Regions from separate parts of the Homo sapiens genome. Here region 2 is linked to region 1. The links are chromatin contacts, found by Hi-C or POLR2A ChIA-PET in ENCODE. All regions are on one chromosome and are shown on one strand. The core of a region is the stretch at or near the end of the contact, and the rest is flanking DNA. Distances in the headings are between cores, read along the strand shown. Region 1 overlaps MAP3K5 (mitogen-activated protein kinase kinase kinase 5). Region 2 overlaps MAP3K5 (mitogen-activated protein kinase kinase kinase 5).

Evidence for each region. A loop is a pair of places that touch in the nucleus more often than their neighbours do. ChIA-PET counts read pairs that join two places held with the same protein, here RNA polymerase II (POLR2A). Pooled maps may share reads with other maps.
Region 2: a map of ascending aorta shows a loop between it and region 1 (2.0-fold over the local background). The contact joins two enhancer-like sites. A Hi-C loop is called at or near these places in 10 of 168 maps with a recorded cell type or tissue (CD4-positive, alpha-beta T cell, Calu3, GM12878 and 7 more), 21 of 37 single-sample maps with no recorded cell type and 10 of 50 pooled maps. POLR2A ChIA-PET finds 5 or more read pairs at or near these places in 19 of 52 experiments (AG04450, CD4-positive, alpha-beta T cell, CD4-positive, alpha-beta memory T cell and 15 more).

What each region holds. Positions count from the first base shown.
Region 1 is chr6:136,770,110-136,775,119 of GRCh38, reverse strand. All of the region lies in intron 1 of MAP3K5 (mitogen-activated protein kinase kinase kinase 5), which reads left to right. Among named protein-coding and RNA genes, the nearest start is that of MAP3K5-AS2, 11 kb to the left of the region's middle. RefSeq lists a silencer at 1,775-2,069. Within about 2 kb of position 1,884, at least 14 of the 41 ENCODE cell types and tissues checked have a DNase peak (open chromatin) inside an H3K27ac peak, as active enhancers do; they include ascending aorta, where a contact is called at or near this core.
Region 2 is chr6:136,735,207-136,740,623 of GRCh38, reverse strand. The region is part of intron 1 of MAP3K5 (mitogen-activated protein kinase kinase kinase 5); the gene reads left to right. Among named protein-coding and RNA genes, the nearest start is that of MAP3K5-AS2, 46 kb to the left of the region's middle. Within about 2 kb of position 2,108, at least 9 of the 41 ENCODE cell types and tissues checked have a DNase peak (open chromatin) inside an H3K27ac peak, as active enhancers do; they include ascending aorta, where a contact is called at or near this core.

The sequences.
Region 1 (5,010 bases), core at 635-3,134:
ATTCATATTTCTGTTAGCAGCCCTATCTATTCCCTCTTGAAATGACCTCTGAAGGCTGTTAAATAAATTTTGATTTGCTTTAAGGATTCAGTATTCAAATCATGCTTGATTCTTTGGGAGATATAAAGAAAGCTGTTGCTCCATAGGTCTTGCATCATACGTGATATGACTAAGAAGGAACAACTGAAAAAGTCAAGTCCAATTTACACAATAATGAAAAACCTTTTGTTAGAAACATCTGACAAACAAGGAGCAGTTTCTGGTTTTTTAAAGAATCATTAGAATATAGTTCCATGTCTCTTTTTCTGTCTTGTTAACCCTGCACCTCTAGTACCTAATGGAGTGCTTGGCACTTGATACAGATTGATTGATTGAATGAATATCACACTTTCCCCCCAGTGGTGTTTTAGTTATTGGTTTTGATGTCTGCTTTTTCTGCTTAAGTGTGAGTTAATGACAAAGATCACATTTTATGGTTCTTGACATGCCCCAGGTCTTCTGTATCAGTGTGTGACCTGTAGATGACACTTAATGATGTTTGTAGAATACAATTCAATGATGTCATCCCTTTCCTGGAGCGGCTCACAGTCTGGTAAGGGAGACCAGCCTATGAACGTATTATATATATTGTGCTAATTGTTTGTTGTTGTTGTTTTTTAAAAAATTTGAGACTGAGTCACTCTGTCACCCAGGCTGGAGTGCAGTGGTGCGATCACAGCTCACTGCAGCCGTAACCTCCTTGGGCTCAGGCGATCCTCCCACTTCAGCCTTCTGAGTAGCTGGGATCACAGGTGTGTGCCACCATGCTGGCTAATTTTTTAATTCTTTTTTTGTAGAGATGGGGTTTTGCCATGTTGCCTAGGCTGGTGCTAATTGTTATACTAGAGGTTTATGTAAGGTTCTTTGAGAGCACAAATCATGGAGGATTCTTCAGGAGGAGAAGGAAGTGTGGAGGAGGTTGGCTAAGACATTGGACAGGAGGTGACATTTGAACTGGGTTTTGAAGGATAATGATGAAAGCTAACATTTATTGAGCACTTAACATGTGCCAGGCATTTTATAATAAATCATGGAAAAAATGAGTCTCTCCATAAGGAAGGGGTAGGATAAAGAGAAGGCCTATGATAGAACTAAGGAAACACTGGCATTTAAAGATGGACGGCGGGGCATGGTGACTCATGCCTGTAATGTAATCCCAGCACTTTGGGAGGCTGAGGCAGGCAGATCACCTGATGTTTGAGACCAGGTGTTTGAGACCAGCCTGGCCAACGTGGAGAAACCCCATCTTTACTAAAAATAGAAAAATTAGCTGGGTGTGGTGGCACCCGCCTGTGGTCCCAGTTACTTGGGAGGCTTAGGCATGAGAATCACTTGAACCCAGGAGGCAGAGGCTGCAGTGAGCTGAGATCGTACCACTGCACTCCAGCCTGGGTGAAACAGCCAGACTCTGTCTCAGAAAACAACCAACGAACCAACCAACAACAACAACAACAAAAAATGGGCAAAGGAAGGCATCATCTAGTGAGAAAGGGAAGATGGTAAGATGGCACAACAGATGAGAGAAAGTTCAGAGAGGGAGAGAGAGAAGGGATTAGCTCTAAAAGCAATGCAAAGAGGGCTTGTCCGAAGGTCAGTGAAGTTGAATGTTTCAGAGAAATAACTGGACTTGGAGATCAGAAAACCCCTGATAACTTTGCCAGAGCAGTTTCAGGAAAGCAGGTGGTGGTAGATGTCAGGTACGGTGACTTGACTGATTTCTGGAGAACAACAGAAGGCATGTAACAGGGAGTGTTATTTAAAGAAATGTGTTCACGAGGAAAGCAGAGAGAAGGCAGTCTCTGGAAGCGGTGCAGGCTACTCCCAAGGTAAGGCACGTGGCCTGGCTGCTGGTATTCATGCCTCAGATGGGATGAGGTCAGTAGGCCTTTGTGGGCTCAGGTGTTATTTAACAGGGTTTCCATGGGAATGTGGAAGGCAAATTCCCAACCACTTTCTTATGAGAATAACTTCTGGAGCATGACCCTTTGTAAATGTACTTGTTTTCTTGCTAATTTTAATTGACTGAAAATAGAGTTGTTTTTCCTTCCGAGAATCTCTTAACTTAGAGAAATTTGAATTCACACTGATACAGCTTAAGTTGAGAATTCTTGACTGGCTTGAACCCAATTTACAGAGGTGTAGGACTTCTTCAGGAAGGGAAAGTGCCCATCTCTCAGGCCAGTTAAGTCTTCCATGCATCTGTCCCCAATGGCCAGATTTCACAGGCTTTTGAAAGCTCAAGAATAGGAACTGGAACCTGAAACGCCTTTCTTGTTTTCTCAACCACTTGAAACACTTAATTGCTCATAATGCTGGCTGCATAACAGTGAACATGATTCATTTTTAAAAATGAGATTTATTTTGCTCAGTTTGCCACCTTACTTTGTAAACTTACAGTGGAAACAGTTAACATTTTTTCAAAACTCGGCTTGATTTTTAGGTTTTCTTCATCTTAAGCTTCCTAACCCCTCCTCAGTGGAGGGCTGCTGTCAGTAGATTACTGAAGTAAACCCTGGATTAACCTGCATTGTCTCACTACTGTATGTGCATTCATTCATTTTCATTGTCTGTTCATTCATTTCAAAAAGAAGCCCCCCGCCACTGCCCCCAACCATCCTTTTCTGAATTATTTTACTGCACATCTTGGAATGAACTCCCTTCTGCCTTATCTGTATACAGAGAGGTGCACAGTATTGACTGCTGTTTCTGATGATATCTTCTACAGGGTCTTCTGTGCCATGCTTACCACAGTAGGGTAGGAAGGAACACATTTGCATAGAAACATTTCATATACTTAATATGCTAGAGAATTACTTTACTAGGGACTAAGGTCTCCCCCCCCCTCAAAATAATGGGAGACCACAGGCTGGGTGTGGTGGCTCACGCCTGTAATCCCAGGACTTTGGGAGGCCGAGGGGCGCAGATCACCTGAGGTTGGGAGTTCGAGACCAGCCTGGCCAACATGGTAAACCCCCCCCCCCCATTTCTACTAAAAAATACAAAAATTAATTGGGCGTGGTGGCACACGCCTGTAGTCCCAGCTAGTTGGGAGGCTGAGGCAGGAGAATCGCTTGAACCTGGGAAGCAGAGGTTGCAGTGAGCCACTGCACTCCAGCCTGAGTGATGGAGCAAGACTGTGTCTCAAAAAATAAAAAAAAAATAAAAAGGGAGACCATTATAAAGCCAAATATTTTGAAAACCTATTTTGAAAATCAGCTCTCAGGTTGGAAACATGGATTTTCAAAAAAGAACATATTTTAAAATATCGGGTTGTTGAGATAGAGCTGCTGCAGGGTAGGCGAGACCCAAAGTGGAGCTTAGCCCATGAGGGTTCTTGGCTTTGCCCAGGAAAGAATTCAAGGGCAAGCCAGAGGTAGAAGAAAACAGCTTTATTGAAGAGGCAGTGTTACAGCTCTGTGACTGCTTCTTCAGAGCACGCCTACCCAGTAGGCAGAGAGTAGTAGCTCAGGGCAGCTTTGCAGTCATATTTATACCTACTTTTAATTGCATGCAGATTAAGGGGTTGTTTTTGCAGAAATTTCTCAGGAAAGGGTAGTAACTTTTGGGTCACTAGGTCATTGCCATGGAAAGGGGTGGTAACTCCCTGGTATTGCTATGGCAACAGTAAATTGACATGGCACACTGGTGGGCATGTCATTTTGTTGTTGACAGCTGCTTCTGCTCTGGCTTTGTTTTAGCTAGTCCTCAATCTGGTCCGGTGTCCAAGCCCCACCTCTGGAGTCAAGTCCTGACTTCTACCTCAGTACAGAGTGCTTTTTGATGACAGCAATAATAATGATAATAATAATAATGAGATTAGTGTAGTAAGTTGTCTGTTTGCAGTAGGGGGAAATCAGCTAGGTTTCATTCCTTTGGTTCATGTGAAATGAAGAAAATGCCTTTTTGAGTATCGGATGACTCCCTAATTCATATTTGTAGCCCAGACCTCAGAGCTGTAGGTTAAGCATCTGCTCTACTCTCCATACCTGCTGGCTGGCCCACAGGAGCCTCAAACGTACTTTCATACAGAAATTGGTTTCCATGTCTAGTTCCTAACATCACATTAAATGACATCTAGTGTTTAAAACCAGAAATGTGCTTTAGATTCCTTTAATATAATAAGGAGTTGTATACATATTAAGAATATTATCCCTTTGTTTTTAAAAATTTATTATATTTTTCCTCAGTTTTATGTTTATGATAATTTTTGTGTGAATTCCTGACAGATTTTTTAATTAGTCAAAATTATCCCTTTTAAGTGCAGATTCTTGCTTCATACATATATCCGAGAAGTATTCATTTGTGTTTTATTTCATTATTTTGAGAGACAAAGTCTTGCTGTGTTGCCCAGGCTGGAGTACAGTGGTGCCTTCATAGCTCACTGCGGCCTCGAATTTCTGGGCTCAGGCAATCCTTCTGCCTCAACCTTCCAAAGTACTGGGATTACAGGCGTGAGCCACTGCATCTGGCCTATATTTTATTCTATAAAGTTTAATATATTTTATTTTTACACTTGACTCTTACCTCCATTTTGAATTTATTTTGTTGTATGATATAGGAAAAGTAATACGTCTGTATTGAAATGTACTATGATTGATGAGAAGAAACAATTTTTGGGCTAAGTGAAATTTATAAACTTAACATTTCTTTAAATAACACATAGTATTTGGTCATGGCATGGTCTGAAATATATCAGTTATTTGTATGAAAAATCTTTTCCCTTGCTTTTAAGGATTATACTGAAGATAATTTAACCTTTTCTACTTTGCCCAGAATTGCTATTATAAACAGTGCACTGTTCTGTATGTATTGTATTATACTGTAATATAATTTGTGAAAGGGGCTTAGAGTTCCCTTTTACCATATGCCTCAGTCCATCCATTAGGGGAGAGATGCCCCAACATGGTCTCAAAAAAATAAACATGGTCTCTGTCTCAAAAAATAAAAATAAATAAAAATAAAAAGGGAGGC
Region 2 (5,417 bases), core at 859-3,358, 35 kb after region 1:
TTTTTTTTATTGTCTCAGTCTTGCTCTTAAATAAATCACACGGAGGTAGAAAGAGCTGGGGAGAAGTCTTTCAGATATGACGACCTGGTTTAAGCCAGTTTCCAAAGAGTATTTGGGACTTTTAGTCCAGGACTCAGGGGACACGTGGTCTGCATTATAAAACCAGCTCTGGCTTGTTGATGTCTAAAAGAAACTTGACGTGACATGAATATTTTCAGTAAGAAATCATAAGTAAACAGCAGAAATTCAAGAAGACAAAGATCAGCCCTTGGAGGAAGATGTAGATTCCAAAAAAGGAAAACCAAGATTAAAGGTGAAAGAGGGGGAAGGTAAAAAGAAGGGAAAAACACTTCACCTCCCCCGTCCCCAGCCCCGCTGTGCACACTCCCACACAAACAAGAAATGACCAAAGAAAAGACGAAAAATTGCAGCAAGATGAAATGCAATTTACTGTGAAGAGCGAGGGCTGGAGTTTAAAAGCTGTCTGATTCTACTCCATGCCATTTGTAAAATTTCCATCATTACCTTGGCTGGGAGATTTGGAAAAAGCAGCTTGTGTCTGAGAATAATTTGAAGAACATGCAGGGCTGGGGTCTTCATCCTGTGGAAGCCCCGGGGCCAAGCCACCTAGAGTAGCAGCTGTAAAGAGGGGCTCCTGCTGAGTTTCTTGGCAGCTACAGGCCCCTGCTGCCACTGCCCATGGAAGGGACAGCTAATGGTGCAGGAACTGCCGCTTGCTTAGGGCCCAACCAGGACACTTGAGAATGAATGGGGGGATCTACTAGAAATGACAATGAGATCATACATATCATGGGATAACAGACATCTAAGACTGTTTGAAGCAAACTGGAATATTTATTCAGCTGGAAAATTTCTGCACCTTCTACGGGGCTTGCCATTAGCTGCCCTGGTCTGCCCCCTTCAGACCCCCCAAAATAGTGACTGCAAATGTTGGTTGTGTCCATATGGTCTAGGACCTCTCTTGAAGATGCTCTTTAACTACAGACTTTTTTAAGGCACTAAAGGGTCTACTGAAAAGAATGAAACTCATCTTACTGATTCCATACTTCCTGTTTATCGAATAGGAAAAGTATGAGAAAAAAGTACAGGAAATAAGAAAAATGTCTGTAAGTGATTGACAGTACCCTGGGGTGGGAGTGAGGGGTGAATGTCCCCCTGACCCATGGCCCACTCTCTAGTCGTGGCTGATGTTCATTGACACCTCTTTGTTGTTAAGCCCTTTCTGTGACAAAGACTATTGTTATTGTTGGTTGACAGGTGAGGAAATGGGCTCAGGGTGTTGAGGGCTGCACAGAGCAAGTGTGGATTTGGGCATTCTGACACCAGCCAGCTACACCCCAGGCATAGCAGGCAGGAGCGACACCATGGCCATTTGTAATGCCTGGTCAGCACTGACTACTGATAGGCCACATTTACTTCTACATCCCTTTATTTCTATATCTCCTTCAGACACCATTACTTTGTCAGGGGAGCTCCACTGACGAATCAGTTCTGTCTGTTGTACTGTTCAAAATGCCCTGTGTCATGTCGTCAACACACTTACCACAGTGTGCATTTGTTTTTGTACGTTTATTTGATTGTCTCTTCTCTTGCTAGATCATAAGCTTTCTGAGGGCAGGAACCTAGTGTGCATGGGTGTGTGTGTGTGTGTGTGTGTGTGCACGCGTGTGTGTGTTTGGATGACTTTTGTATCCCTTGGACCTTAGCACTTAGTATCCCTTGGCACTTAGTAGGGATTTCATGAACATTGGCTGCACTGATGACTGAACCGGTCCCTGCTTTGGAGCTGACGTGGCTACAGGTTCCTTAGGCCATCAGCCGTCTGTTCCAAGTAGAGCTAGCTGTATGTGGTACCCTGACTGTTCTCACCAGCACTTCAGCTCATTAGCTCTTTCTGTTTCTGATGGCTAATATACATATAGAAGCGAATGCTACAAATTCAGGAGCTTATATAGTCTCCTTGAAATGAATAATTTTGCTAATGCCTTTGCCAGATCTGCATTTTGTGCTCCTCATTGCCTCCAAATACTGTCTGTTGCTGTGGTGATGATCTGTGGACTCTTGGGCTGAGTGCCAGTTGGAAGACTCTTTTTATTATTCAGAAGCCTTTTCCACAGGTTGTCTTCTGTTTGTTTGTTTGTCTCTCATTTTAGCAATGTGAATTAGAAGCTGTCTCCTTACCATCAAATGCCTCCTCTGCCGGGTATTTCTGTTAAAACAGTCAGGTCCCTTGGAGGACACAGACAAGCAGGTCCGCAGCTATAAGGTCTCAAGTAGAGAGAGCTTTGCCAGGAAGAGGTACCGAAACTCCCCTTGGACCAGGGAAGTAGGGGATCCAAGCGATACGTTACAGGAGAGGATGCATTTAGTCGGGCATGGTAGAATGCATAAAGACACAAGTAAAATGAAATTTCTTTCTCCCTAATAAGAAAAGTTTTTACTGAAAAGTGTTCCCAAAAAATGATTGTGCAATTTATTTTTCTCCCTGTAAACTTCCTGTGGAAAGACCAGCTGGGCAGAGCGATAAGCCATTTCTCATTCGGTGGGTGGTGGTGTACATGTCCATTCTTAGGTAGTGGAGCAATTTTTTCTGGTAAAAAGAAACTCCTATATTATGCAATTGCAAAGCAGCCAGGAATGTCCCTTCTTCCCAGGCCCTGCATCCTGAAATTCTACCACTTCTCAAGGCTTACTGTGAAGCTGTTGCCCTGAATGGCCTTCTCCATTACTCCTGTAAGAATCAGCCACTCCTTGTCCTCTGCTCCCAAAGAACATTTACATCTATTTCATTTGACTTTGCACTTCTGCTGCTCACATGTCCAGCCATTGCACTTGAAGGTTATCAGCCCATGAAGGGCTGATGCTGATTTCTTTGACCCCTTCTCAGTACTTTGCACAGTATAGACAATCATGTGTGTTAAAATCAACATGTGGGAGAACAGAGTAAAGGGAGTTCTTAATTCCATGGTGCTATGATGGATGGAAGCTGAGGCGAAGAAACCGGAGCCTCCTGGGCAGCGTGATAAGAAGCCGTCAAAGGGCTCCTTGGAGGGACTTAGTATGTGATACATGGCGGGGGCTGCCCTCTCCTTTCCTTTCTGGTCTGTTGTCTCTATTCAGCAGGCTTATCTCATTTTCCCCATTGTGGGGCTGGTGAGGGTCTTTGGTTCCCTGTCTTCATCTCTGTGTGGCTGGCCTTTTTTTCAACTTTTATTTTAGTTTCAGAGGATACATGTGCAGGTTTGTTACGGGGTGAATTGAGTGTCACTGAGGTTTGGTGTACGAATGATCCCATCACCCAGGTGTAGTGAGCATAATATCCAATAGGTAGTTCTTCAACCCTCGCCCCCTTCCCACCCTCCCGTCTCTAGTATCCCCAGTGTCTATTCCTATTTTTATGTCCATGTGTACTTAATGTTTAGCTGTCATTTACAAGTGAGAACATGCAGAATTTGGTTTTCTGTACTTGCAGTAATTTGCTTAGGATATTGGCCTCCGTCGATAGCCTTCTTTTAAAGAGACATTTATATAATCACATCTAAGTTTATATATATATATATATATACACACACATATATATATGTAAAATTAATTTGTCACATTAAAAAAATAACAACATGGCTGTACACAGTGGCTCATATCCGTACCTGTAATCCCAACACTTTGGGAGGCTGAGGTGGGAGGATCACTTGAGTCCAGGGGTTTGAGACCAGCCTGGGCCAATTAGCAAGACACTGTCTCTAGAAAAAATATGTAAAACATTAACCAGGAGTGGTGCTGCATGCCTGTAGTCTCAGCTACTTGGGAGGCTGAGGTGGGAGGATCAGTTGAGCCCAGTGAGCTATGACCATACCATTGCACTCCAGCCTGAGTGACAGAGTGAGACTCTGTCTCTAAAACAACAACATTAGTTTTCCTAGAGTATGCGAATTCCTTTACTGATAGATTTAATCAATTGGAAGAAAGAAAGAAAAAAGAACCAGACTCTTTCATTATAGTCAGTGAAGTCCAGCCACCTGTCTGTCAGCAGTTAAAAGATCAGTTAACAATGAATAGTTTTAATCTTATTCATTTCCTCTAATAATTCTCAAGAAAGAAGTCTCAAACCCCCTTAAATGGATTGTTGGACTTAAATGGAATGTCAACACGTACGCTAGGAATGAAATTATTTACTGGCAGAATCATTTATACATCTGTCATGTCAACAGAATTACAGATACTATTAGAAGAAGTAAATTTGAACAAAAACTATTGCACATTTTGACTAGATGAAATTATTAGGTGTCGAAAGTGAGCTTAACAGAGTAGAAAGAAAGGGTATGGCCTCTTTTAGAGATGTTGAATCCTGACTGTGAGAGGTTTCCATTCGTTGACACATTAAGAATCTTGGAGCACTGTGGAGCTCCCAGGCGCTCACCCACACTTCTTAGATCCAACTGGATTTAAGACCACGAGAAATGACAGCCATAATTACAAGAGGAAAACCCTCCAAACTAGCTTGCTTACCAGGATGAGCAACGATTTCTGCCCATAAATAGTATGCAACTGGATTTCATTTAATTTAGTTTCTACAGGAGTAGAAAGAAAAAAAAATACTGATTTTCTTTCTACAGCAATAATGGTATAGTGTTTCTTACTTACAATTATATTTCTATGGCATGCAAGATAATGCTTTTTTGATAAGGAATGCATACATCATGTGGTGCCAGACATTAGCATTCTTTATTTTTTAACATAGGATGAAATTATCATGCTTTTTTTGTTTGTTTTTTTAGAGATAGGTTCGTGCTCTGTCACCCGGATTGGAGTACAATGGCACGATCATAGCTCACTGTAACCTTGAACTCCCGGGCCCAAGCCATCCTCCTGCCTCAGCTCCTTAGTAGCTGGGACTGCAGGCACGCACCACCACACCCAGCTATTTTTAACACTTTTTATAGAGATGGGGTCTGACTTTGTTGCTCAGGCTGGTCTCAAACTCCCGAACTCAAGCGATCCTCTGCCTCAGCCTCGCAAAGTGCTGGGAATTACAGGCTTGAGCCACCTCACCCGGCCTATCATGCTACATTTTTCTTCTCTGAAAGATAAGGACTCCTAACACAGTACCTTATCATACTTAAAATAATTCATTTCTTGATATCATCAAATATCCTGTCAGTTTTCAAAATTTTGATTATCTCATAAATGCCATGATTTTTTAAAGTTTACTTTTGTAGAATCCAACCAAGGTCCACACATTACAGTTGACTATGTTCCTTAAGTCTCTTTTAATATCTAATTTCTACTTTCATCTCCTCTTCTCCCCTGTGATGTTTTTGTTAAGGAATTCAGGTCATTTTTCCTGTAGAATTTTCTAGAGTCTAAGTTTTTCTGTATCACCATGTTACACTGCTTTA